Linked DNA regions of Homo sapiens: region 2 is linked to region 1. Evidence: read pairs that join two places in POLR2A ChIA-PET (ENCODE). Cell type or tissue: PC-9. All regions are shown on one strand. Each heading gives the region's core, and the rest is flanking DNA. Links, peaks and the distances in the headings are about the cores only. Region 1 holds the start of MAFG (MAF bZIP transcription factor G). Region 2 holds the start of PDE6G (phosphodiesterase 6G).

Evidence for each region. Peaks named below come from ENCODE experiments on the same cell type or tissue, not always from the same donor. Only the 100,000 strongest peaks of a DNase experiment are listed, where the experiment ranks them.
Region 2: POLR2A ChIA-PET joins it to region 1 with 16 read pairs; 3 of 35 experiments call an interaction of 5 or more read pairs at or near these places.

Annotation. Positions count from the first base shown.
Region 1 is chr17:81,921,719-81,931,863 of GRCh38, forward strand. It overlaps MAFG (MAF bZIP transcription factor G), which reads right to left and starts at 6,017. Exons shown (of 3, transcript NM_002359.4): 1 at 5,810-6,017; 2 at 1,432-1,496; 3 at 1-1,339. The coding sequence starts at 1,467. The coding sequence ends at 887. It overlaps MAFG-AS1 (MAFG antisense RNA 1), which reads left to right and starts at 1,181. Exons shown (of 3, transcript NR_186500.1): 1 at 1,181-1,514; 2 at 2,361-2,496; 3 at 2,701-2,793. It overlaps MILIP (MYC inducible lncRNA inactivating p53), which reads left to right and starts at 6,111. Exons shown (of 2, transcript NR_015454.1): 1 at 6,111-6,727; 2 at 7,758-9,035. RefSeq lists enhancers at 1,191-2,390, 3,088-4,043, 4,551-4,640 and silencers at 5,421-5,470, 5,851-5,940, 6,091-6,610. In PC-9, for the core only: a CTCF peak has its summit at 6,541; DNase peaks (open chromatin) are centred at 1,773, 2,343, 4,853 and 6,093; H3K4me3 peaks cover 5,773 bases; H3K27ac peaks cover 4,035 bases.
Region 2 is chr17:81,647,902-81,663,216 of GRCh38, forward strand. PDE6G (phosphodiesterase 6G) reads right to left here and starts at 8,641. Exons shown (of 4, transcript NM_002602.4): 1 at 8,592-8,641; 2 at 5,259-5,463; 3 at 3,744-3,784; 4 at 2,558-3,249. The coding sequence starts at 5,404. The coding sequence ends at 3,173. It overlaps TSPAN10 (tetraspanin 10), which reads left to right. Exons shown (of 4, transcript NM_001290212.2): 4 at 1-848. The coding sequence ends at 393. In PC-9, for the core only: no CTCF peak of the experiment used is centred there; DNase peaks (open chromatin) are centred at 11,300 and 11,860; H3K4me3 peaks cover 1,038 bases; H3K27ac peaks cover 1,764 bases.

The DNA.
Region 1 (10,145 bases), core at 489-8,488:
GTTTCTATTATACTTTCTTCCCTTTTCCATTCATATGGTCAAATGGTCTTCTTGCTTGTTTTTTTTCTAAAAGACAGTTTTATAAATACTCTGCAGCTCTTTTTTCTTTAACTTTTAAACATATAATTAATTTAATAACTTTGTAAAAGGAACTTCTCTCTTTTAAATAAAGGGCTATATAACCACACAAATAGGTCATGTAAACAGTGACACGGGACCCATCGCAGGGCACACTGGACCCACCCTCACGTTAAGCGCACAACCAGAGATTTGGTCTTGTTCAGTGCAACGGGTCAGGCCTGAGTGCACAGCCCCTGGGCCCAGCTGCACGCCCCCAGCACCACTGCGCCCAGGCTGGTGGTCCACCCATCAGGGCCTTCAAGCCCGCCCTACTCTCAGAGCAGAGCCCATCTCTTCATGCTGGGCTAAGCTGAGCTGCTCCCCTGGGGCTAAAGAGAGTGAATCCTTCCCAGCCCGCGAGCCTGTGGCCACTCGGGAGTGGAGGGAACACTGGGACCCTCACTGCTCGGGGACACGCGAGGCCCAGCGTGCCTGCTCCTTCTCTCTCCCGCAACTCTCTCTAGTCCGTTCCCACAGCACCAACTCTGGACTCCAAGCCTGCATGGCCCTGGTACAAAAGGGGTTGGGGCGACCCCACGTCACCGCCGAACTGACCAATCCCAACATACAAAACACACGACGACAATGACGAGATCAAAGGGGCTCAGCCCGGCGCCCCTGGGGTACAGGTTGTGCTTTGCAGGGAAGAGAGAAGGGTGGGGAAGAGAGGGAGGAAAGAGAAGAGAAGGAAACAGAGGGACAGGGCAGCCAAATTCGCCATGTGCCTAGTGGCCCCGCAAAGACCCGCCTGGGCAGACGCGCGTCCCTACGATCGGGCATCCGTCTTGGACTTTACTATTGTGATGACGCTGGTGGCGGCCACCTTGCCTGGGACGAGGGGCCCCAGGCCGGCGGCAAGGGGGCCCCGGGCTGGCGCCACGGGGCTGCGGGCCACCGTCCGGGCGAAGGTCTGCAGCGCCTCGTACTTGGAGCGCAGCGCGTCGAGCTCCAGCTTCATGCTGGCGTTCTCTGAGGCCAGCTTCTCCACCTCCTGCTGCAGCTCCGCCTTCTGCTTCTCCAGCTCCTCCTTCTGCGTCACCCGCTTCACGCGGCAGCTGGCAGCGTAGCCGCGGTTCTTGAGCGTGCGCCGGCGCTGCTTCAGCTGGACGATCTCCTCCTTGGACAGGCCCCGCAGGTGCTGGTTCAGCTCCCGCACCGACATGGTCACCAGCTCCTCATCCGTCAGGCTGGTGCCATTCTCACCCGGCTCCCGCTTCACCTGGGGCACAGTGCAGGTGGTCACAGGCCAAGCGGGCACGCCCACTGTGCCCCCCGACCCCAGCCCACAGGCTCCTGTCCCTGCCCACTCACCTTCAAGGCCTTGTTTCCTTTATTGGGGGTCGTCATAACCCGGGGGCACAGCGAGCAGGCGCTCTCTGCAAGACACGGAGCAGGTCAGTACCCTGGAGACCACCCTCGCCGCACCCCCCCCCCCCCGCCCCCGGCCCAGTTCACAAGAGCCCTTGCCGCACAGCCCGCCCCAGCCTGCTGTCCAGGTGCCCAGCCCCCAATACCTGATAGGAGGCAGCCCTTGGCCTCTCCCAGGCTGGGCTGAGCTGCTTCCTGTCCACCCTGCCCCTAGAGAACCAGGTGGGAGGTCAGGAAGGTCTGACGGGAGAAGGGGAACTGAAGGCTGTTAGGAAGGCAGGCGCAAGACAAGGGGCAGGGGAGAGATTAGAAGGAATAAGACGCGGGAGAGGCAGGCCTAGAAGGAAGCCGGGAGCTTTAAAAATAACCCCGGCACTGCCCAGAGCGCGGCTGTTCCTGGCGAGTCACGCTGACTCAGCACATTGCCTCTGCCTCCCCGCCGCGCCCGCACTCCCTGGCCCGCCAGCCAACAGCGCCCCACGAGAGCCGCAGCCCCCAGCCTGGCCAATAGCAGGTGAGGGCCAGCCAGTGACCCTGTGTGTGCATCTTCCAGGGTCCTACCTTCTACAGCCACCTCCCCTGAGCCGGCCTCGGACAAAGCCCCCTGCTCCCTGGGTGCACAGGGGCCCCACGGGGGACCTGGCCAGAGAGGAGGCTACAGGGAACCCCGAGTCTCCCAGCCTCCTAACTTTGAAAAGCTGGGGGTGGGCCGTCCATCTAGCTCTGGTCTGTTGGCAGGACTGACCAGGGAGTTCCCCCACCTTCCAGGTGGCAGGCCATCAGCTGGGAGGAGCCTGGCCCGAGGCCCCTCTAGACCTCCCAGTCGGCCTCCTCCACTGATGGAGTAACCATCCTGTGGCTTTGGGTTGCAGGAAGCAGCCCCTGCCCCACCCCATCCAGGGTATTTCACAAGGGCTCCCACAGTGAGCCACCCCGGGCCTGCCCAACGTGAAGGCTGGCGGAGTCAGCCCCTCCGAGCTGCAGCCTGCTCTCTGGTCCCTGCCCCGGGTGAGTGCCCACAGGGCCAGGGAGCAAAAACAAAAGTGCTGGGGTGGCCGGACTTAACAACCAACTCTTCCCCACTCGGGGTCCCTCCAGCACTCTGCTCTCACTTTCTTGCTAAGGATGTTTCTGGGATTCCCAGCTCAGCCCAGCTCCCACCAGACCCTTGGGCATGGACCCCCGCCTCATGCTCCATCCCCCACTTTCCAGGTTTGATGCAGACAGATGGGAGACTCCTCCAGAGGAGCTAGGATCACTTCAGGAAATTATGGGCTGGGGGGCTTCTTACTCTCATCAGGGGAGCTGAAGTGTGGCCAGGCGGATGCACACATCCTCACCAGGCTCAAGACTCCACCTCACCCAGCCTGGGACCAGGAGGTGAGGCTGCAAGCACAGAGCAGGGAGGGGAGGCCAGAGACCCCTCCCCACAGCCAAGCCAGCTCAGAGGCAAGGTCCCGAGGCTCCAGCCACTGGATTCTTCCAGATAAAGGATGGGGAAGACCTGAGCTGGAGGTCAGAAGGCCCACAGGAGCCCTTTCCTACACGTCCGGCACAACACTGCCCCAGGAGACAGGCCCTCAGCCAAGCATGGAGGGGCCCCCCAGCCTTGAGTGCAAGTCAGGGTGCAGAGACACTGCCCTGGCACCAGCTTCTCCCACCCCCATCGCCCCCACCCCTGCTGCTAAGCACAATGACAGTGGTGACTTCCTGAAGAGATCACACGGAAAAGTGCCTCCTCGACAGATTTTGCCCTCCGCAGAAGGCCTGAACTCAGCACAAGTGCAAGCCATCGCCTCCTATCAAAGGTGCGCCGGGGGGTGGGGGAGGGGCAGCCCTGAGCACAGCCAGTGCGTTCCAGGCTCCTGGCCTGGCCTCTGGACCTGGGCTGAGAGGGACCATGCAGGGATCCCAGGAGCTGGACTGAGGAGAAGCTGCCCCCGCCCTCCTCCAGCCCTCAAGGCTGGGCAGAGCTGGGGCCTGTCATGCACCCTCTGCTCCCAGAGGCTAATAAGCCCACCTCACGCAGGAGGCACAGATGGTCACGGCTCCGCAACCTGCGAGGGTACCTAGGCCACCCATTCACACTGAGAGCCAGGAAAGGGAGGGAGATTTGGGAGCTCCGTCTCCTTTGGCTAAAGTAGAAACTCCCGTGCCTGAACACAGACAGCCCCACCTGGCTGCAAAGCCCAGCGGCCGAAACTCCCCGGCAGTCATGGCCTCTGCTCCATAAGCTCTCAGCTCCTGAAAGTCACTCTTTGAACAGAACCTAAAACTTAGTTTCCACTGATGCATAAGTGACTGAGAAGATGTACATAAATGGGCCGCGCGGTGGCTCACACCTGTAATCCCAACACTTTGGGAGGCCGAGGTGGGTGGATTACGAGGTCAGGAGATCGAGACCATCCTGGCTAACACGGTGAAACCCCGTCTCTACTAAAAATACAAAAAAATAGCCGGGCGTCGTGGTGGGCGCCTGTAGTCCCAGCTACTCGGGAGGCTGAGGCAGGAGAACGGCGTGAACCTGGGAGGCAGAGCTTGCAGTGAGCTGAGATCGCGCCACTGCACTCCAGCCTGGGCAAAAGAGTGAGACTCCGTCTCAAAAAAAAAAAAAAAAAAAGATGTACATAAATGTCCCTCCAGGACCCCAAAATTTTCCCAGGGCATCAAACTCCAGGCCAACGGTCAGCTAAAACATTGAAACATCTGGAATCTATAAGCCCCGGGGCTCACTGAGAGTGGACCTGTGTTCTGTGTGTATGTGTGGGGGGTGCTCACTGAGAATGGACCTGTGTGTGTGTGTGTGTGTGTGTGTGTGTGTGGCGGGGGGCGGGGGGCATCCCTGAGGGCAAACCACAAAGTAGCCTAACCCAGCCATGAAATGAACTCCTGGGCAAAGGAAGTCAACCTTCGTGAATCTCCACATACCCAAGGAAAGGTGGCTCTGGCCACATCACTCCCAAGCTGCCACTTTCTAAGCGTCCTGGGCTGCCAGGCCAGACACCCAACAGGGCCACTCCCTTTGCTAACTTCACACAACGCTGAGACCCCACTTCAGGTAGCGACAACTTTAGGGTGGCTGGGTGCTGCGTTCTGCCACCCTGTGCCATCCACACCAGCCCATCTGCTGCACCCCAAGGCTAGGCACCCTGAAGCTCCCACCACCTACAGTCTCAACCCAGACTCCAGGGCCAACTGGGGAGAGAGGCTGGGCTGCTTCCTCCCCTTTGCCGTTTCCTGGTAGAGCTGCCCCTGCTTCCTCCCTGCCCAGCCCACTGTCACCCAGGGCTTGGTACACACACCCCTCTTTCTCCCAGGACCTCGATCTCTGGCCAGGGGCTGTCCAACCAGGCCAGTCCCAGGGAAAGCCGACTTCCCCTTTGGCTAGCTCGGCCCACCGAAGCTCCTCCCCTCCCTCACTCAGGGAACTATTTCCCAGTTTGGAAAACTGCTCCAGACTTGGGACCAGGACCAGCTGCCGGAAAAGAGCCGCCTGGGAAGGGGTGGACCGCCCGGGGCTTCACCTTTGACCCCGGGAGAACACCTGCAGCGAGCCACCCCCACTTCCTCTTCAAGCACCCCTGCCTTCAACTGGATCGCTCGGCGCTCACTTAAACAGGCACCCCAAGGCGCCGGGCCTGGCCCCCTCCCACATCCCCACGGCTCCCTCCCACCTCCCGCTGGCGGCCTTTTAGTCCCCGAGGCCCCTCGCTCGAATCCCCTCCGGTATCAGCTTGAGCACCGAGTGACCTCACGCTGATGACTCAGCAAGTCTCCCTCCGGGCTCTGGCACGCGACTGACGGAACCCGAGCCCCAGCCAGGGGCAGGGTCTTCCCCGCAGCACCCCCATCGCCGCCCCTCCTCCCGGGCTCGCCGCGGACCCCCGCGCCGGGGAGAGCTGACGCGGCCACCGGATGAATCAGCAGCTGCGGGCCGGGCCGCCGGGCCCTGGCGCGGACCCCCGGGCGCCTCGCTCGACCCCACCCTTTCCTCCCGCCGTCCAGTGCCCCTCCCTCCAGGACGCCCGGGTCTCCGAGTCCGCTCCGCACTCGCCCGGCTCCGCGGGTCCGCCGCCGCCCGCGGCCCACCTCCAGTACCCGGGCGCCAGGGGCAGGAGGAGCTGGCTCCTGACCGCTGGGGAAATCGAGGCACGGGCCGCCAGCAGGGTGCGCGGCAGACCCGAAACCAGCGGCCCCCGCCGCCGGGCCCCCAACCGCCCGCCTAGCTCCGGGAGGAGCCCTGCCTGCGCGCCCCCTCGGCCCCCGCCGCCCCCGCCGCGCCGCCCCCACCGCCCGGGCCCGCCGCCGCAGCCGCACTCACCACACTGCGGGCCCGGCGGGCCGAGGCCGGGGCGGGGCGGGGCCGCGCGCGCTCCGAGGCCGCGCGGGGCAGGGACCGGCGCGAGGGGTCCGGGCCCGGGGCTCGGAGGACTCGCCGCCTGCGCGGGCCGGGCCGAGCGCACTGGGAAGGCCGGGCCGGACCAGGCTCGGGATCCGCCGCCGCCGCCGCCGCTCCACAGACGTCACATGATGTTTGGTCACGTGGGCTCCATTCATGAAGCGGCGACGCGGCCGGCCGGCGCTTAAAGGGGAAGGCGCGGCGGCGGGAGGGCAAACTGCGCATGCGCAACCCGCGCGCCGTCGTCCCTGGCAACACTGGCTGCTCTAGCGCCTGGCGGGGTCTCACGGGCGGGCCTGGGCGCACGGCCAAAGCGCCAGGTCTCCACCCCCAGCCCCCGGCGTCCTGCAGCCGGAGCCTGCCTCGCCTGGCTCCTGCGCCCGCCGTCCAGGGCCCCTGTCCAAGCTCGCGGACGCCGGCGGCGTTTTCCAGCTCGAGTGCTCAGCCTAGGGCAGGCTCTGCGTGCGCCCCCTCGAGTGCCGGCCTGGGCCCTGCCAGGCAGAGGCGCTCTTGCGTCAGGACGGCGCCGCCGGGGCCCCGCGATTCCAACTCGGGGGTCCCGGAGCGGCGCGGGGCGGGGACGGCCTGGCAGCTCCCAGCAGCGAGGGGCGATCCCCGCCCGCGCAGCAGACCCCGAGCTGCCCAGGCCCTTCCTGCGCCACGTGTACCCAGAGCTCCGCCCGGGGGAGACTTCGCTGCTTGTTGGAGATGCCCAGCGGTAGGGGGCGAGGACTCGGGAGGAAGATAAACGGGGGATCCCGTGTCTGGACTTTCTCCTCCACCCTCTTCCCTTCGCAGCTGTGAATCCTGGGAGGGGAAGGGTGGCCGCCCCGCCAGCAGGTGAGCGGGGAGGAAGGGGCGGGGACGGGCTGTGGGGTCCTCCTGGGCTCCGTCCATGAACAGGCCGGCCCCAAAGTCCCGAAGCCGTGAGGTGTAAGGCTCAGAAGCGTCCCTCCGCCTGTCCCTGCCAGACCCCAGGAACTCCTCCGAGCCCCACAGCACGTTGTCGCCGTGTGCGCTGTGGGGCTGCGTGTGGTTCTTACGGTGGTGTCCTTAGTCGTCGGGGACCTGCTCCCCCTGCTCTGGACACAGCCCGAGTCTCACAGGCTCTAGGGGCATGATATGGTCCTGGCGTGGCTTCCGAGGCCTCAACCTTAGTGTACAAAACAGCACACGGGGCCCTGAGGCCAGGAGTGCAGCTCCGTCTCCTGCCTCTCCTCCCTGCTCGCGTCCTCATCCTACCACACCACACTGGGCTGGCGAGGGGAGGGCGCCCTGAGCCGCTGGGCATCCTGCTCCGCGGGAGGGTGAAGTCGTGCATTGCTGGGCGGTGAGGGCTAGGTCCACACAGCGGGGACCTGGCGGGCCCCCGAGTCTCCTCAGGACCCGCCCTCCGTGCCACACAGCGGGAGCTGGAGCCACGGTGCCGTCAGGAGCCAGGGGTGATTGGCCCTGGGGCTGGCAGCCCCCACCCCGCGGGCAGACGCTCACCAGGCTGTCCCCACTCACTCCCACACCCCAACTCCTCCTCACAGGGTCGAGCCCGCTCTCATTTGCACCTCCGCGCGAATTTGGAACGGATTTATGAATCGTCCTCACTGCGGTGCTGTCTTCTCCTGGGAAGGAGCCTCAGTCCTCCCCTCCCTGGGCACTGTCATAGAGATGGGCAGGACGGGCTGGGGAGGACACTCAGGGAGCTGCCCAGGCTCCTTTGCTGCCCCTCACCCCAGAATCTTCTTGGGGTGGGTGGGGTCCCAGGCACCTGCAGAGTAGCATACGGTGGCTTGTAGAAAGAGTATCGAGGGAGGGGAGGTGCCACGTGGAAACAGCCCAAGCCAAACCCCTAGGACCTGTCTCCCTGTCCTCCTAGAGAGCTGAAGGTGTTCCGTGGTCAGTGAGGGCTGGCACTGGCTCTGCACGAAGATCTCCTCACCTCCCCAGCGGCTCCTGGCCAGCTCCCCACGGAGAGCCCAGGACACTTGTCCCTGGACACAGTGGTGCAGCCATGCTTGGGCCAAACCATGAGGCCACCAGAACCGCGAAAGGCTACTGTACTGAGAGGGATACTGCGAGAGAGGCCCACAGGTTTCCAAGCATCCCTCTCACTCCGCACACTCATCTCCACGACCGGCTTTAAGTGCGGCCTTGAGGCCTGGCTCCCTGTTTGGACTTCTCTGCACCTCCAGGAGCTCACTTCCCGTCACAGCTGGATGCCTCCTCCCGCAGGCACCTCCCGGGCATCCTCCCGCCCCAGGCTGCACCTTCTGTGGGACTGGCCCCCGCAGGCACCTCCCGGGCACCCTCCCGCCCCAGGCTGCAGCTTCTGTGGGACTGAGCCCCGCAGGCACCTCCCCGGCATCCTCCCGCCCCAGGCTGCACCTTCTGTGGGACTGAGCCCCGCAGGCACTTCCCCGGCATCCTCCCGCCCCAGGCTGCAGCTTCTGTGGGACTGACCTTAAGACCCCATCGGTTCCTCCTGAGAGCAGCAGATCTCAGCCAGATGCTGCCGGGAGGGAGGTGCTAGCGTCCACACCCAGACGGGTCCAGTCCAGCCCTGCTCTCCCTGGTCTCCAGGCAGGGCCCTCCCAGGGTGGACATTGCCCATCTCTGCCTGGCCAGGGGCTGCTGACCCACTGGTTCCAGAGTCTGAGCCTGTCCTGCACAAGTACCATGGACAGGGGTCAGCCGGGCACTGAAGAGGCGTGGCAGAATTGGGCAGGGCAAGGGCCCCAGCTGGCAAGCTGGAGTCAGGGCAATTCCAACCAAGAAACTGCGGCAGGCCGGGTGCAGTGTCTCAAGCCTATAATCCCAGCACTTTGGGAGGCAGTGGGAGAATCGCTTGAGCCCGGGAGTTTGAGACCAGCATTGGTAACATAGAGACCCTATCGCTACAAGAAAAAAAAAAAAAAAAAGCTGGGCATGGTGGTGCACACCTGTTGTCCCAGCTATTCAGGAGGCTGACGTGGGAGGATTGCTTGTGCCCAGGGGTTGCAGGCTGCAGTGAGCTGTGATCATACCACTGCACTCCAGCCTGGGCGACAGAGAACCTCTCTAAAAAAAAAGGAAAATGAAAAATAAATGGGGGCAGAAGCTGAGCCAAGCAGAGGCGGGCAGCTCCTCCTCCAGGGCCCACCTGGCCTGCTGGGGACTCACTCCAAACCGCTTCATTTTTGGAGGGGGCTTTCCAGGACTGAGAGGTGTCAGAGCTGCTGGTGACAGGAGCAGGGAAAGCACCATCTGGCCAGCCCCCAGGGGCCCCCTGTAGGGTTCCTCTGCCTGGCAGCGTTTCGACGCTTCTTGGCAGGATCCTTGGGTCCTTGGCCCCCGGCACCATCTCCCTCCTTGACCTGCTGAGGCCCACATAAAACATGTTGCTACTTGGGGTGGGCCCGTCCTCACGCTCTGTGGCTTCCTGGGTGTCCACCTCCCCACAGCCTGCCTCACCTACCTCCCCAGACTTCTCACGCACGTCAGGAGCCTCCTGTGGACTCTGGCTCTACCTGCCTCTGGCCTCTGCTTAATCAGGAACCCACAGTGGGAAAGCTCCTAGGGCCCGCCTGCTGAAGCAAACGCCTCCTTGCAAAGCCCGTCTGCAGCCCCCCACACACCTCCTCACCTCCCTGTGCTTCCTCTGGAGCCCAAGACCAGTCTGCCTCACTTGAAACCCGCGTCGCCTGCTGGCTTCCCTTGTGTCCCCGGACCAGAAGCACCTTTGGCAGCCCCGCGCCCCTCGTCTTGCTCTGCGTCAGCACCTGAGAATGGGCGCTAGCAGGGAAACTGGCTTTGAGGGGAATGGTCGGGGCAGCTTTGGTCCTGGGACAGGCGTGTGGCCTGTGGGACAATCTCTTCTGGGGGCACCTCTGCCCAGGTGGGAGGAGTTGCCAGGGTCTCCCAGCACTGCCAGGCGCTTTGCTGGGGCAGGGGGTTATTCTATTGCTCACAGCCCTGACACAAGGGCATTCCCCACCCGCCCTGATGCCCACATCCACCCATACAGGAGGGGGCCTTCAGGGGAGCCTGCAGGGACTCCCGGCCCAGCACCGTCCATCTGTGTCCCCCGCTTAGCTCCTGCACTGCCAGATCTCAGCCAGACAGCAGGGACTCACCCCACCTACCGTCCCCTTTGTGCCTGGGTGTGGTGGGTACTCGTTTTATGGGGAGTGGCCAGGACTCTTGCCAGGGGGAGAGTGGCGGTGGAGGATGTACCCATGCCATCTGCCCTGCCGCAGCGTTTCCTCCCTGTTCCCCTGCATGTCTT
Region 2 (15,315 bases), core at 7,316-15,315, 270 kb before region 1:
TACTTTAACTGCAGCTCCCCCGGGGTGCAGGCCTGCAGCCTTCCCGCCTCCTGCTGCATCGACCCCCGCGAAGATGGAGCCTCTGTCAACGACCAGTGCGGCTTCGGGGTCCTGCGCCTGGATGCGGACGCAGCTCAGAGAGTGGTGTACCTGGAGGGCTGCGGCCCGCCGCTCCGGCGGTGGCTGCGCGCGAACCTGGCTGCCTCGGGCGGCTACGCAATCGCGGTGGTGCTGCTGCAGGGCGCGGAGCTCCTGCTGGCCGCCCGGCTACTCGGGGCCCTCGCTGCCCGCAGGGGGGCGGCGTACGGCCCCGGAGCGCGCGGGGAGGACCGCGCTGGCCCCCAGAGCCCCAGCCCCGGCGCCCCGCCCGCTGCCAAGCCCGCCCGGGGCTGAGCGCACGCCCCGAGGTCCGAGACCGCCACGCACAGGGATACAGGGGGCGCCTCCGCCCGGCTAAAAAGCGCGGCCTGCGCCGCCGCCGCCGCCTGATTTCGCTCGGGCTTCGGGTGACTTCGCCGCAGGACCTACCCAGCTCGCTCACTTCGCTCGCTCCGCGTCCCCCATGCCAGCCCCCAACGCAGGGCGCCCGGCGAAGCCACGGGACTGGCGGGAGGAGCACGCGGGGCCGGAGGAAATCCTGAAGCTGACCCTCACCTCCGAGCCCCCACTCCCACCCCAGCCGCACAGTTCCCACCTCCTGGCACCTCCCTCCCCTGGGGCCGCCACCCCTTCTGGGCTCGTGATGGTGGAGCTAAGGTCCAGGCCTCTCCCTCCCGAGTGCATTTTTGGGGAGATAGTAAATGTTTTATTCGGGTGTATCATTCATACAGTAAAGACACCAATCTTCAGAGGCAGCGTAGGGAATTCTTACCCATCGAAGACCGTGAACCACCGCAGGTCCGATCGGGGAGTTCCAGCCCCTGGCGGCGCGCTCAACCCCAAGTCAGCCCTGCACTGACTACATTGCCAGGGCCAGCGGGGCCTGTTTCGGGCTTTCACATAAGCGGAATCCCAGAGGGTCTGTGGGGAGTCAGATCTGGCCCTTGCTGCGAATGGACTGGTCCATGTGAACAGGGGGCTACTGTGAGGGCCCCTGCTGCTGGGCCAGCTTGCAGAGCTCTTGCTTCCCCTGGATGTGGTGTCAGGAGTGGGATCTTGGTTACAAATGGGCATGTTTGTTTTTGTTGTTTTCTTTTGAGACAGGGTCTCGCTCTGTCACCCAGGCTGAAGTGCAGTGGCAGGGTCTCAGCTCACTGCAGCCTCCGCCTCCCTAGCTCAAGCAATCTCCCACCTTAGCCTCCTGAGTAGCTGGAACTACAGGGGCCCGCCACCACGCCCAGACAATTTTTTGTATTTTTTTTATTTTTATTTTTTGAGATGGAGTTTCGCTCTTGTTGCCCAGGCTGGAGGGCAATGGCACGATCTTGGCTCACCACAACCTCTGCCTCCCAGGTTCAAGTGATTGTCCTGCCTTAGCGTCCCAAGTAGCTGGGATTACAGGCATGGGCCACCATGCCTGGCTAATTTGTATTTTTAGTAGAGACAGAGTTTCTCCATGTTGGTCAGGCTGGTCTCGAACTCCTGAGCTCAAATGATCTGTCCACTTTGGCCTCCCAAAGTGCTGGGATTACAGGTGTGAGCCACGGTGCCCAGCCTCATTATTGTTATTTTCTTTTTTTTTGTTTGTTTGTTTGTTTTATTTTTTGAGACGGAGTCTCGCTCTGTCACCCAGGCTGGAGTGCAGGGGCACGATCTCGGCTCACTGCAAACTCCGTCTCCTGGGTTCACGCCATTCTCCTGCCTCAGCTTCCCAAGTAGCTGGGACTACAGGCGCCTGCCGCCACGCCTGGCTATTTTTTTTTTTTTTTTTTTTTGTATTTTTAGTAGAGACGGGGTTTCACCGCGTTATCCAGGATGGTCTCGATCTCCTGACCTCGTGATCTGCCTGCCTCAGCCTCCCAAAGTGCTGGGATTATAGGCGTGAGCCACCGCACCCAGCCTATTGTTATTTTCAAATACAGACAGGGTCTTGCTATGTTGCCCAGGCTGGTCTTGAACTCCTGGACTGCAGTGATCCTCCCGCCTTGGCCTCCTAAAGTGCTGAGATTATAGGCATGAGCCACTGTGCCCAGATACAGCCAGTTTTAGTGGGCACTGTCTAAGGACGAGCTGGCTGGGTGCTCTGGGGGAGTTGCTAGTGTCACTGTGCCTCAGTTTCTCTCTTGTGAGGTGGGAGTAGGAGCTCCGGCCTCACGGCGTGTGGTGTAAGCCATGTCCAGTCTCACCTTCTCTGTGTGGCCTGTTCCAGCCACCTGCATGCTTCATTGACTATGGCCCCTGGGTGTGCACCAAGGCCTTCTGCCTTGACCCAGCCATGGCCTGACATTGCGTGTCTTGGGGCCACCAGCAAGGCTCAGTGAGAGTGTGAGCCCAAGGGCTGTCTTCCCACTCAGGCAGGCCAGCCCCTCCTGCCCCACTGCCCACCCCTTCCCCCATGTGCTCCGGCTCAAGTGACCCCACCACAGGCCCTGTCCCATGCACAAATATGCCACAGACAGGCAAGGACACACTAATTTTATTTTGAAATAGGGACTGCAAGGGCAGGCTGTATTGAGAAGGATGGCCCCCTGGTGTGATGAGCTTGGGGCCTCATCTGCTCACCGTGCACGCCCTGGAGTCCTGCTACCCAGCATGTCCAAACTAAGGGCACCCCCCTGGGAAGGGATGCAGAGACGGGGAGCTTCTCTGTATCCCCTTACAGGCAGGACAGGGGGCTGGGGTGCAGAAGCACTCTGGGGAGACCTGCCCTAGCTTTCCAGCTGGGAGGAGGGGACGATCTGGGGTCCAGCAGGCTCCCGGGCTGGGGTCCACTTCCCGTTCTCCCTGGGAGTGGAGACCGACCAAGCCTCTCTGTGGGCAGGACTGAGGGGTGGGCCTGTATCTCCAGATGTTGAGCAGGGCCTGGCCAGCCCCTGAGGGGGCATCCTAGAGGGAGGTGGTGGGCTCCTGGTGACTGGTATTAATATGTAGGGGGAGACCTGAGGTTGCAGTCCCATCCTGGTGTCCAGGTGCCATCTGGGCTAGGGAGGCATCTCCTCAACAGGAATCCTGAGCAGGGTTTAGAGCACAGTGGGCAGGAGGGGGAGGGTCTGGACTTCAGCAGGGCCTCGTGCTAGATGATGCCATATTGGGCCAGCTCGTGCAGCTCCAGGTGGTTGAAGGCCTCCCAAGGGCAGATGACTGTGATGTCTGTGGGAGAAACGGGCCACGGATCAGAGAGGATCCCACGGCCTAGGGACCCCCCCATCCCCTGTGGCCCTGTTTCCCACAGCCCAGGTGTAGCCCTACAGTGTGCTGAGCGGGGACGTGCGGACGCTGGAGTGGGGCCCTCCTCTGGGGACACACTGGCTGTGGGGGAAGGAGGGTGGGTGCAGCAGGTCCAGGGGAGGGAACCAGAGGAGGGTGGGGCTTGCTGAAGGGGGAGGAGGCAGCGAGGGGTTCTGTTCTTTCCCAAACCCCTCCCCTCACCTGGTGCAAGTGTCCCAAATGGGGACAGCCCCACCCTCTAGATCCAGTGGATCTGGAGCTCAGTGTTGGGGGAAGAAGTGATGGACAGGCTGGGGGTCCCTAAGTGAAAAGCAGGGGAGGTGGGGGCCGAGGTGGGCTGCAATGGGCCCCGGGCGTGCTGGGTGTGCCTGGGGGGACCTGGGCAGACCTCGGGTTGGTACTGGCAGCCGTCATACCTGTTCCCAGGCCTTCCATTCCAGGGATGTCGTCCCCAAACCTGCAAGGACAGAGCACTCAGGGACATGGCCGGGCCCAGTCCTGGCTCAGTCAGCCTGAGGCCCGAGGTCATCTCTAGCCTTCCTAGGAGATGAGGTGTTTGGCTGGGAGCCCAGTGGGCAGAGACCCGCCTCCTCCCCAACCTCCCAGGGCTTGGCGCATCTGAGGAGGCTTCCCTCACAGACCCAGGGTGAGTCTGCTGCCCAGAGCATCATGGGGCTGAGGCCTAGAAAAGGAGGTGCAAGTCCCAGGATGCTGGGCAGGTGCGTGCCCTGGGGGAGTACGGGGGGGTGCGTGGTTGGTGCATGGTCTGAGTGTAGATTTGTGAAGGTGGCTTGTCTGTGAGTGTGCCTCACGTGCATATGTGGAGGTGTGAGCGTGTTTGTGCATAAGAGTGTCATGCCCGTGTGTGCGCACACGTGTGAGTGGACACTCCTCGGTGCGTTGATGGGAGCGCGGTGCCTGTGTGCGCACACGAGTGAGTGGACACTCCTCGGTGCACTGATGGGAGCGAGATGCCCGTGTGTGCGCATGTGTGAGTGGACACTCCTCGGTGCATTGTGCCATGGCTGTCCCTGGGTGGCAGTGGTTGTATTTTTTTTATTTATTTGAGACGGAGTCTCACTCTGTCGCCCAGGCTGGAGTGCAGTGGCGTGATCTCGGCTCACCGCAAGCTCTGCCTCCCGGGTTCACACCATTCTCCTGCCTCAGCCTCCCGAGTAGCTGGGACTACAGGCGCCCGCCACCACGCCCGGCTAATTTTTTGTATTTTTTAGTAGAGACAGGGTTTCACCTTCTTAGCCAGAATGGTCTCGATCTCCTGACCTCGTGATCCGCCCGCCTCGGCCTCCCAAAGTGCTGGGATTACAGGCATGAGCCACCGCCCCCGGCCGTTTTGTTTTTTTGAGACGGAGTTTTGTTCTTCTTGTTGCCCAGCCTGGAGTGCAATGGCGCGATCTCAGCTCACCACAACCTCTGCCTCCTGGATTCAAGCGATTCTCCTGCCTCAGCCTCCTGAGTAGCTGGGATTACAGGCGTGCACCACCACGCCTGGCTAAATTTGTATTTTTAGTAGAGACAGGTTTCTCCATGTTTGTCAGGCTGGTCTCAAACTCGCGATCCTAGGGGGCTACTTTGGCAGGTATTAAAACTTTTTTTTAGGCCGGGCGCGACCTCAGGTGATCTGCCCACCTCAGCCTCCCAAAGCGCTGAGCCACCGCGCCTGGCCGGCAGTGGCTGTATTTTCAAGCATGGTTGGCAGTAGCATCTGGAGCGGGTGACAGGAGCCCCCAATTCCCCTTCCCCCTCCTCCATCCCTGCTCAGGCCCTCAGGCACCGCCCTACCTTCCCCAGCTGTGAGGCTGGGACCACTCACCCAGTGAAGTGGCCCCAGGCTCTGCCCCGCCCTCCCCTTCCTGTGCAGCCTCAGGACCGCCTCCTCCCTTTCAGAGGCCCCATCCCCCAGCTCTGCTTACCCTTGAACGCCTTTCTTTGGGGGCTTGCTCTTGAACTGCCTGGTCTGTCGCTGCTTAAATTTAGGGGGCCCTTTCCTGGGGGTGACAGGTCCCCCGGCCACCCTGGTGGCTGACCGGAACTCAGCCTTGGGCGGTTCCAGGTTCATGGTGAGGCTGACGGAGACACCGCGGCAACCTTGGCTCCTGGACTCCCTCCTGCTGCGGTCTGGGGGCAGACCAGGCCCGGGTCCCAGTCAGCCCTCCTGCTTCCAACCCTTGTGGGGGTCTCAACCCACCGGTGGAGGGGCTGAGACCCAGCCCCGCCAGCTCCAGCGTCATCCAGACAGCAGCCCCTGCAATCCGCCCTGGGGTAACCAGCCTGCCAGCTTTGCTTGGGTCCACCCGCACGCTCCCATTCCCCTTGCCTAGTGGATGCCCCCCTGCAACGCTGGCCACACACAGCTCCGGACTCCCCCCTGTCCTGGCCTCCCTCGCCCCGGCCCACAATCCACAGCAAACCTAGCCTCCCAACCTGTGGCAGGTCCTGAGCCTGGAGTCCTCACCACCTCCCTGTGGGTGACCACTGACAACTTCCTGCCCCTTCCCCTGCGTTCCCCACCCCAGGGAAGCGTGACTCCCGTCGGCATTTAACTGCTACTCTGGGTTTTTTTTTGTTTTGTTTTGTTTTTGAGACAGAGTTTTGCTCTTGTTGCCTGGGCTGGAGTGCAGTGGCACTATCTCGGCTCACTGCAACCTCCGCCTCCCGGGTTCAAGTGATTCTCCTGCCTCAGCCTCCCCAGCAGCTGGGATTACCGGCGTCTGCCACCATGCCCGGCTAATCTTTGCATTTTTGCATTTTTAGTAGAGACGGGGTTTCACCATGTTGACGAGGTTGTCTCGAACTCCTGACCTCATGATCCACCCGCCTCAGCCTCCCAAAGTGCTGGTATTACAGGCGTGAGCCACCGCACCCGGCCCAGCTGCTACTCTGATGAAAGTCCTCTGTGGCTCCTGCTGGGAATGGGCCTGCCAGGCCCAGCAGAGGAGCCTGCCTCTGAGCTGCCCTTCCTGATGGTTAGTGGGCTGCCTCCATCTCAAGTTCCCGCTCAGGGAGGTCTCCCCTGAACCCCCGCCCTGCAGCCACTGTGTCCTTAGGTTCTGATTTGCCGCTTCTCATCACGCGTCGAGTTAGCCCTGATTCCAGGCTGGTGGGCGTCTCCCGGGCTGTTGCCCTCTGATTCTTTTTTTTTTTTTTTTTTGAGACAGAGTCTTGCTCTGTCACCCAGGTTGGAGTGCAGTGGCGAGATCTTGGCTCACTGCAACTTCTGCCTCCCGGGTTCAAGTAATTCTCCTGCCTCAGCCTCCGGAGTAGCTCAGATTACAGGCATGCGCCACCACACCCAGCTAATTTTTCTTTGTGTTTTTAGTACAGATGGGGTTTCACCATCTTGGTCAGGCTGGTCTCAAACTCCTGACCTTGTGATCCACCCGCCTCGGCCTCCCAAAGTGCAGGGATTACAGGCGTGAGCCACCGCGCCCGGCCTAAAAAAGTTTTAATACCTGCCAAAGTAGCCCCCTAGGATCCTATTCCAGAGCTGTGGCTGGAATCTCACCTTTTTTTTTTTTTTAGACGGAGTCTCGCTCTGTTGCCCAGGCTAGAGTGCAGTGGCACGATCTCAGCTCACTGCAAGCTCCACCTCCTGGGTTCACGTCATTCTCCTGCCTCAGCCTCCCCAGTAGCTGGGACTACAGGCGCCCGACACCACGCCCGGCTAATTTATTTTTTTTTTTGTATTTTTTAGTAGAGATGGAGTTTCACCATGTTAGCCAGGATGGTCTCGATCTCCTGACCTCGTGATCCACCCACCTTGGCCTCCCAAAGTGCTGGGATTACAGGCGTGAGCCACTGCGCCCGGCCAACCCCTCTGATTCTTATTGATGGGTTTATTGCTTTCTGCCTCTTGTCTGTGCTTTGCAGTTGGGGTGCTGTCAGTTCCCTTCACCCACTCACGGAGGCATCCCTGAGCCCCTCAGCACCATGACGGGCACCCCGCAGTGCTGATGGAGAATGACCCACAAAATGGGGGGCAGGGTCCCCAGGCACGGCGCCCCTGGGAAAGGGGCCTGTCTCAGAGACTTGGTGCTGAGCTGTGAAGCCCTGCGTTCCCCAACCCCACTTCATAGAGGGACAAGCTGGGGCTTGGGGACGGAGGGTGCCGGGCATGTGTTCCCCCTGCTGGGGGAATCACCAGGCCCTCTCTGTGTCTGGAGTCAGCTCGGGGAGCAGGGTCACCCGCCTGGCGTGGCGTGGCGTGGCTGAAGGGCCTCGGCCGCTCTGGACGAGATCAGTGTCCCTGCACTGCTGCACAGGGTGGCCTCTCCTCCTCCTCTCCCTACAGCCTCTCCCCAGATGCCCTAAGCCCCAGTGACCTGGGCCAAGGGCAGTTCAGCTTCCCCTAAGCCTATTAACAGCAGAGGGGAATTCCTAATCTCCCATCGAGCTGCTGTCAGCTGCACATGCTGCCGGAAAGTTCTGGAAGGAGGCACATGACACAGACAGGAGGGGCTGCTTGCCCGCACTGGATGCCCCAGGGACCACCTCTTGGGGTCCCCTTTCCTGCCCCTGGTCTTTTTGGCTGGGATTCCTGACTCCAGCCCTGGGCTACTACCAGCTGTTTGCCGAGCTTCAGGCGTGAGAGTGATCAGAAAGCAAGGGCAGGTGGCCCATTTTGGGGACGCGGGCTCTGCAAGGGGTGCTGGGCACCTGGGATTGGGGTGGACCCTGCCATGGCACCTTCCCTCACTAAGGTTCAGCCTCTGTCCCCGGGACTGGGACCAGCACCAGCCTGTGCAAAACCAGCACTCAGGAGCCCGGTGGTCCCAGCTGCTCAGATCCCATGGCACCCAATCCTCATATCCTAGATAGCACAGGCCCCGTCCAGCTGCTTCTCCAGCCCTGGGACATGGGCTGTCCTGGGCAGCTCTGGGCCCTGATGGAGCTCCAACCATCAGATGCCATCCATGTGGAAACCGCTGCCTGCGCTGCCCTGGCCCGACCCAGCCTGTGACTGGCGTCCACTCAGGTCAGCTGAGCCCACGTGGCCTGAGGTTCCCAGACCATCACTGGCCTGGGGATGGTGGAAGCACTGGTTACCATGGGGGAGCAGAGGAGGAGGTTGGCTGGGAGTCCCCTCTGAATAACAGGGTGGCGGGTAGGCATCTGCAGACCCAGACCTCAGCCACGGTGGTAAAAGCCTGTCAGCTCCCTCTGCCCCTTGGGTGATGAGCAGACCCCCACTGACTCACTGGGGGAAGTGGCTGCCAGGAAAGACAGCGGGGTTGGCCACTACTCACCAAGTGCAGGGCGGGTCTCAGGGGGCTGTGCTGTGAGTGCTGGGCCTCCCTCCGCAGGGTGCCAGCCCCGGCCTTTATCTCGCTGCTTCATGAGCTGATTAGGCGTCTCAGTGCCACCCTAATGAGATTGTTGGGCCCCGAGGGGGGGCACAACCACCAAGGTTCAGGGGATGGAGAGGAGGGGCTCAGGTGCTGTCAAGGGCTCCAAGGAAGGACACCCAGCAGATGGGGCCGGGACAGGGAGAGAAGTGTGACCCTGAACAGCCAGGCTCCTGCAGCTGCCCATCTTCCAGATGGAAGCAACCACAGTGTCTGCTGTCTTGGGCCTCCCTACTGCCTTTCCTGACCCTGCCTGATCTCTGAAGGGCCCACCTTCATGGTCCCCAAAACCCTCTGCAGCCTGGCCCTCACCCGCTGCTGTGGCCTCACATCTCACCCCTCCCACCCCAGGGCCTTTGCACCTGCTGCTCCTGAAACCAAACAAGGACCCCCCCCCGCCCTTAGGGGCCTGTGGGTCTTCCCAAGCACAGAAGCAAGGACAATGTTGAGTTCCTTCAAGGGCAAGCCAGGCCCCCAGCCAGCCCAGAGAAGGAAATGAGCAGCCGATCCACAGGAAGGTCACAAGAAGGTCACAGGAGCTTAGAACAACAGATGGAAGCCAGAGTCCCGAGAGTCTCCACAGAAGCAAACCATGCCATCTTAGCAGGTGCTCCTCAGTTGTTTTCCAGAAACAGGGACTCCCACCAAAGGGGCGTGCTGGCACACAGACCTCACATGAGCGGGAGCTGAGGACTGGCCTCTGACCACCCTTCTCTTACCTAAATTTCTTCCTGAGGGGCCTGGAGGAGGCTATGCCCATCCTGAGGGGCCTGGAGGAGGCCATGCCCACAACCCAGAGCTAACATTCTTTCCTGCGGATCCCAAAGTTTTAGACAAAGATTCGCTTCTGCACCAAATCAGAAAACCTTTGAATCCACCTATGACCCGTGGTCCCTGGCTTCAAGATCTCCTTGCTATTTATGGCAAAACCAGTGTACAACCTCCATGTACTGATTTATGACTTGCCTGTGACCTCTGCCTCTGCACCTTTAAAAACCCATAACTCAGGCCTGGTGTGGTGGCTCATGCCTGTAATCCCAGCACTTTGGGAGGCTGAGGCAGGTGGATCACAAGGTCAGGAGATCGAGACCATCCTTGCTAACATGGTGAAACCCCGACTCTACTAAAAATACAAAAAAATTAGCCGGGCGTGGTGGCATGTACCTGTAATCCCAGCTACTTGGGAGGCTGAGGCAGGAGAATGGCGTGAACCCGGGAGGCGGAGCTTGCAGTGAGCCGAGATCGCGCCACCGCACTAGAGCCTGGGCGACAGAGCGAGATTCTGTTTCAAATGAATAAATAAATAAATAAATAAATAAATAAAAACCCATAACTCGGCCGGGAGCAGTGGCTCTCAAACAGCGCTTTGGGAGGCTGAGGCAGGAGGATCACTTGAGGCCAGGAGTTCAAGACCAGCCTGGACAACATAGTGAGACCCCCCCATCTCTACAAAAAATAGAAAAAATTAGCTAGGTGCAGTGGCTCACTTCTTATTTTATTATTTCATTTTTGAGACTGAGTCTCGCTCTGTTGCCCAGGCTGGAGTGCAGTGGCCTGATCTCGGCTCACTGCAACCTCTGCCTCCTGAGTTCAAGTGATTCTCCTGCCTCGGCCTCCTGAGTAGCTGGGATTACAGGCTCCCACCACCACGCCCAGCTAATTTTTAATATTTTTAGTAGAGACAGGGTTTCACCATGTTAGCCAGGATGGTCTCAATCTCCTGACCTCGTGATCTGCCCACTTTGGCCTCCCGAAGTGCTGGGATTACAGGTGTGAGCCACCGTGCCTGGCCACAGTGGCTCACTTCTATAGACCCAGCTACTTGGGAGGCTGAGGCAGGAGGATCCCTTGAGCCTAGGAGCTCGAGGCTGCAGTGAGCCATGGTCAAACCACTCCAGCCTGGGGGACAGAGAGAGACCCTATCTCTGAAGAAATATGAAAATTTTGAAAAATTAAAAATAAAACCTGGACGGGCATGGTGGCTCACGCCTGTAATCTCAGCACTTTGGGAGGCCGAGGCAGGTGGATTACTTGAGATCAGGAGTTCAAGACCAGCCTGGCCAACATGGTGAAACCCTGTCTCTACTAAAAATACAAAAATTAGCTGGGCGTGGTGGCATGCACCTGTAGTCCCAGTTACTCAGGAGGCTGAGGCAGGAGAATCGCTTGAACCCAGGAGGTGGAGGTTGCAGTGAGCTGAGATTGCACCACTGCACTCCAGCCTGGGCAACAGTGAGACTCTGTCTCAAAAAATAATAATAAAAATATAAATAGTAAAATAAAATAAAATGTATGAGTACTCCTTTTTTGGTATCATGTATCACAGACAATATACAAAGACAATCACATGAAAATACATAAAGCTCCAAATAGACCTAAACAAAGACCCTATAGCCTTGATTGTAAAACTCTAGCCATGAGACTGGCAAAAATCACTAGTCCAGAAAGGACGGCTGGATTCAAGTTATGCTGCAATAAATGGAACAAGTCAAAAACCTCTTGTCCCACATGGCTCAATCCCTCACTCAGCCCCAGAGGAAACAAGATTGCAATCCATATCTTTTTTTTTTTTTTTTTTTTTTGAGAGACAGGATCTGGCTCTGTCACCTAGGCTGGAATGCAGAAGTGAAATATCGGTGGCTGCAGGAATTCAAGGCTGCAGAGAGCTATTATTGTACCATTGCACTTTAACCTGGGTGACAGAGCGAGACCTCAACTCTGAAATAGTAAAATAGGCCAGGCATGGTGGCTCATCCCTGTACTTTTGGAGGACGAGGTGGCTGGACCACCTGAGGTCAGGAGTTTGAGACCGGCCTGGGCAATATAGTGAAACCCCATCTCTACTAAAACTAAAAAAATTAGTGGGGCGTGGTGGCGGGCGCCTGTAGTCCCAGCTGCCAGGGAGGCTGCGGCAGGAGAATCATTTAAACCCGGGAGGCGGAGGTTGCAGTGAGCTGAGATGGCGCCACTGCACTCCAACCTGGGCGACAGAGGAAGACTTCATCTCAAAAATAAATAAATAATAAAAAAGAAATTAAACGGTGATGTGGAACACTCTTTAAATTGTCGTTCACCACATTTTCATATCTTCACAATAATGCAAAACACAGTCACTTGCAGAACCGGTTCTGATGACTTAAATACCAGGTACAATTTTAGCCCTCTACGTAATTGCTTGGAAGTTACTTATGTTTACATGAAATGAAACTATTAGGCCGGGCACATTGGCTCACGTCTGTAATCCCAGAACTTTGGGAGGCCAAGGTGGGCGGATCACCTGAGGTCAGGAGTTGGAGACCAGCCTGACCAACATGGAGAAGACCTGTCTCTACAAAAATACAAAATTAGCCGGGCGTGGTGGTGCATGCTTGTAATCCCAGCTACTCAGGAGGCTGAGGCAGGAGAATCGATTGAACCCAGCAGGCAGAGGTTGCAGTGAGCCAAGATCGTGCCATTGCACTTCAGCCTGGGCAACAAGAGCGAAACTTCATCTCAAAAAAAGAAAAGAAAAAAAGAAAAGAAACAAAATGAGACTATTAGGCTGGGCACGGTGGCTCACACCTGTAATCCAGCACTTTGGGAGGCTGAGGCAGGTGGATCAGCTGAGGCCAGGTGTTCGACACCAGCTTGGCCAACATGGCGAAACCCTGTCTCTACTAAAAATACAAAAAATTAGCCAGGCGTGGTGGCAGGTGCCTTAATCCTAGCTACTGGGGAGGCTGAGGCAGGAGAATTTTTTGAACTCGGTAAGTGGAGGTTGCAGTGAGCAGAGATTGTGCCATTGCTCTCTAGCCTGGGCGACAGAGACTCTGTCTCAAAACAAAAAAATGAAGCTATTAATACTTTTCTACAGCAGTAACTACACACAGGAAGACCAAGACAAGCACAAGTTAAGGAATGGAGCTTTCCCAAAGCGGCTGTGTATAAAGACTATAAACTGTTTTTTGTTTGTTTTTTGAGAACAAACAAACTCACTGCAGCCTTGACCTCCTCAGGCTCAAGCAATCCTGCCACATCAGCCTCCTGAGTAGCTGGGACTACAGGTGCTCACCACCACACCCGGCTAATTTTTGTATTTTTTGTAAAGATAGAGTCTCACTATGTTGCCCAGGGTGGTCTCAAACTCCTAGACTCAAGTGATCCGCCCGTCTCAGACTCCCACAGTGCTAGGATTACAGGCGTGAGCTGCCGTGCCCGGCCGGACATACGTAGTTTTTTGCCATGGCTTTTCTTGTGTTCTCTATCTACAGGCTAAGCAGATTCTGTGTGCTGCCCTGGGGTCTTTAATTACTTCAAGTGCTCATGTTGAACTATGAATATGATTGTGTGTGTGATTGTTTTGTTTTTAGAGACAGGGGTCTCTGCCACCCAGGCTGGAGTGTAGTGAGGCAATCATGACTTACTTCCGTCTTGACTTCCTGGCCCAAGTGATCCTCCTGCCTCAGCCTCCCAAGTAGGTGGGATTACAGGCACACACCACCATGCCCAGCTAAGTTTTTAAAAATTGTTTTGTAGGCTGGGCATGGTAGCTCATACCTGTAATCACAGCACTTTGGAGGCCAAGGCAGGAGCCCAGGAGTTTACGACCAACTTGGGCAACGTAGGAAGACCCCCATCTCCACATACAGACACAGACAAAAAACAATGAACCGGGCATGGTGGCACTTGCCTGTAGTCCCAGCTACTTGGTAGGCTAAGATGGGAAGATCACTTCAGCCTTGGCGGTTGAGGCTGCAGTGAGCTATGCCTGATGGTGGCAGGAGGCAGTCGAATGCCTAGGCAGATACGGGCAGGTCCCCAGTGAAACCCCACCTTCAAGCCAAAGACAAAAAGCCTGAAAGCCAGCCAGGCACAGTGGCTCATGCCTGTAATCCCAGCACTTTGGAAGGCAGAGGTGGGTGGATCACCTGAGGTCAGGAGTTCGGGACCAGCCTGGCCAATATGGTGAAACCCCGTCTCTACTAAAAATACGAAAATTAGCCAGGCATGCCGGGTGCAGTGGCTCACGCCTGTAATCCCAGCACTTTGGGAGGCTGAGGCGGGTGAATCACAAGGTCAGGAGTTCAAGACCAACCCTGGCCAAGATGGTGAAAGCCCGTTGCTACTGAAACTACAAAAATTAGCCATGCGTGGTGGTGGGTGCCTGTAATCCCAGCTACTTGGGAGACTGAGGCAGGAGAATCGCTTGAACCTGGGCGGCAGAGGTTGCAGTGAGCCCGAGATTGCGCCACTGCACTCCAGCCTGCGACAGAGTGAGACTCTGTCTCAAAAAAAAAAAAAAAAAAAAAAATCAGCCGGGCATGGTGGCAGGTGCCTGTAATCCTAGGTACTCGGGAGGTTGAGGCAGGAGAATCACTTAATCCCGGGAGGCAGAGGTTGCAGTGAGCCAAGATCGCACCACTACACTCCAACCTGGGTGACAGGGCGAGACTCTGTCTCAAAAAAAAGAAAATCTTTAAATCTACCTATGACCTGGAAGCCCCCTCCCTTCAAGTTGTCCCTCCTTTCCTGACCAAACCAATGTACATATGATAGGTATTGATTGATGTATTATGTCTCCCTAAAAAGTATAAAAGCAACATGTGTCCACGTTGGGCACATGTTGCCAGGACCTCCTGAGGCTGTCACAGGCATGTCGTCAACCTTCGCAAAATAACCTTTCCAAACTTATTGACCACTAAAGAACTCATCCCTGTAACCAAAACCTGCCTGTTCCCCAAAAAGTATTGAAATAAAAAATAAATAAATTGGCCAGGCATGGTGGCTCACACCTGTAATCCTAGCACTTCAGGAGGCTGAGGTGGGCAGATGGCTTGAGGTCAGGAGTTGGAGACCTGCCTGACCAACATGGCAAAACCACGTCTCTACTAAAAATATAAAAATTAGCCAGACGCTGTGGGGCACGCCTGTAGTCCCAGCTACTTGGGAGACTGAGGCAGGAGAATCGCTTGAACCCGCGAGGTGGAGGTTGTGGTGAGCCGAGATCGCGCCACTGCACTGCAGCCTGGGCCACAGAGCAAAACTTCATCTCAAATAAATCAGTAAGTAGATTCATTGAGGCCTGTCTCAGATACTTTTGGTTTATAGCTCTCACTAACTAAACAACTCATGAAAACTAAGCAGTTGGCCGGGCACAGTGGCTCATGCCTGCAATCCCAGCACTTTACAGGGCCGAGGCAAGTGGATTACCTGAGCCTAGGAGTTCAAGACCAGCTGGGTGATATGGCGAAACCCCGTCTCTAGTAAAAATACAAAAAATTAGCTGGATGTGGTGGCACGCGCCTGTAGTCCCAGCTACTTGTGTGGCTGAGGCAGGAGAATGGCTTTGAACCCAGGAGGCGGAGGCTACAGAACTAAGCAGTCCGCGGACTTGCTTTGGGGATCCTGGGTACCAAAAATATGGACCTGGGTCTTTGGGCGACTTGGTGGGGAGTGGCATCCCACGAGCACAGGATGAGGAATCTTACTTCGGGAATTCTTGCTGAGAAAAGTGCGTCGGCAAGGCCGCCCAGCAGAGAGGAATTCATTCACCGGCTCAGGTTGTCTTAGATAATAGGGTAGCTGTAGATTACATCTTAGGTGAGCAGGGAGGACCACATAAGGTTGCAAATCCCACATCCTGTAC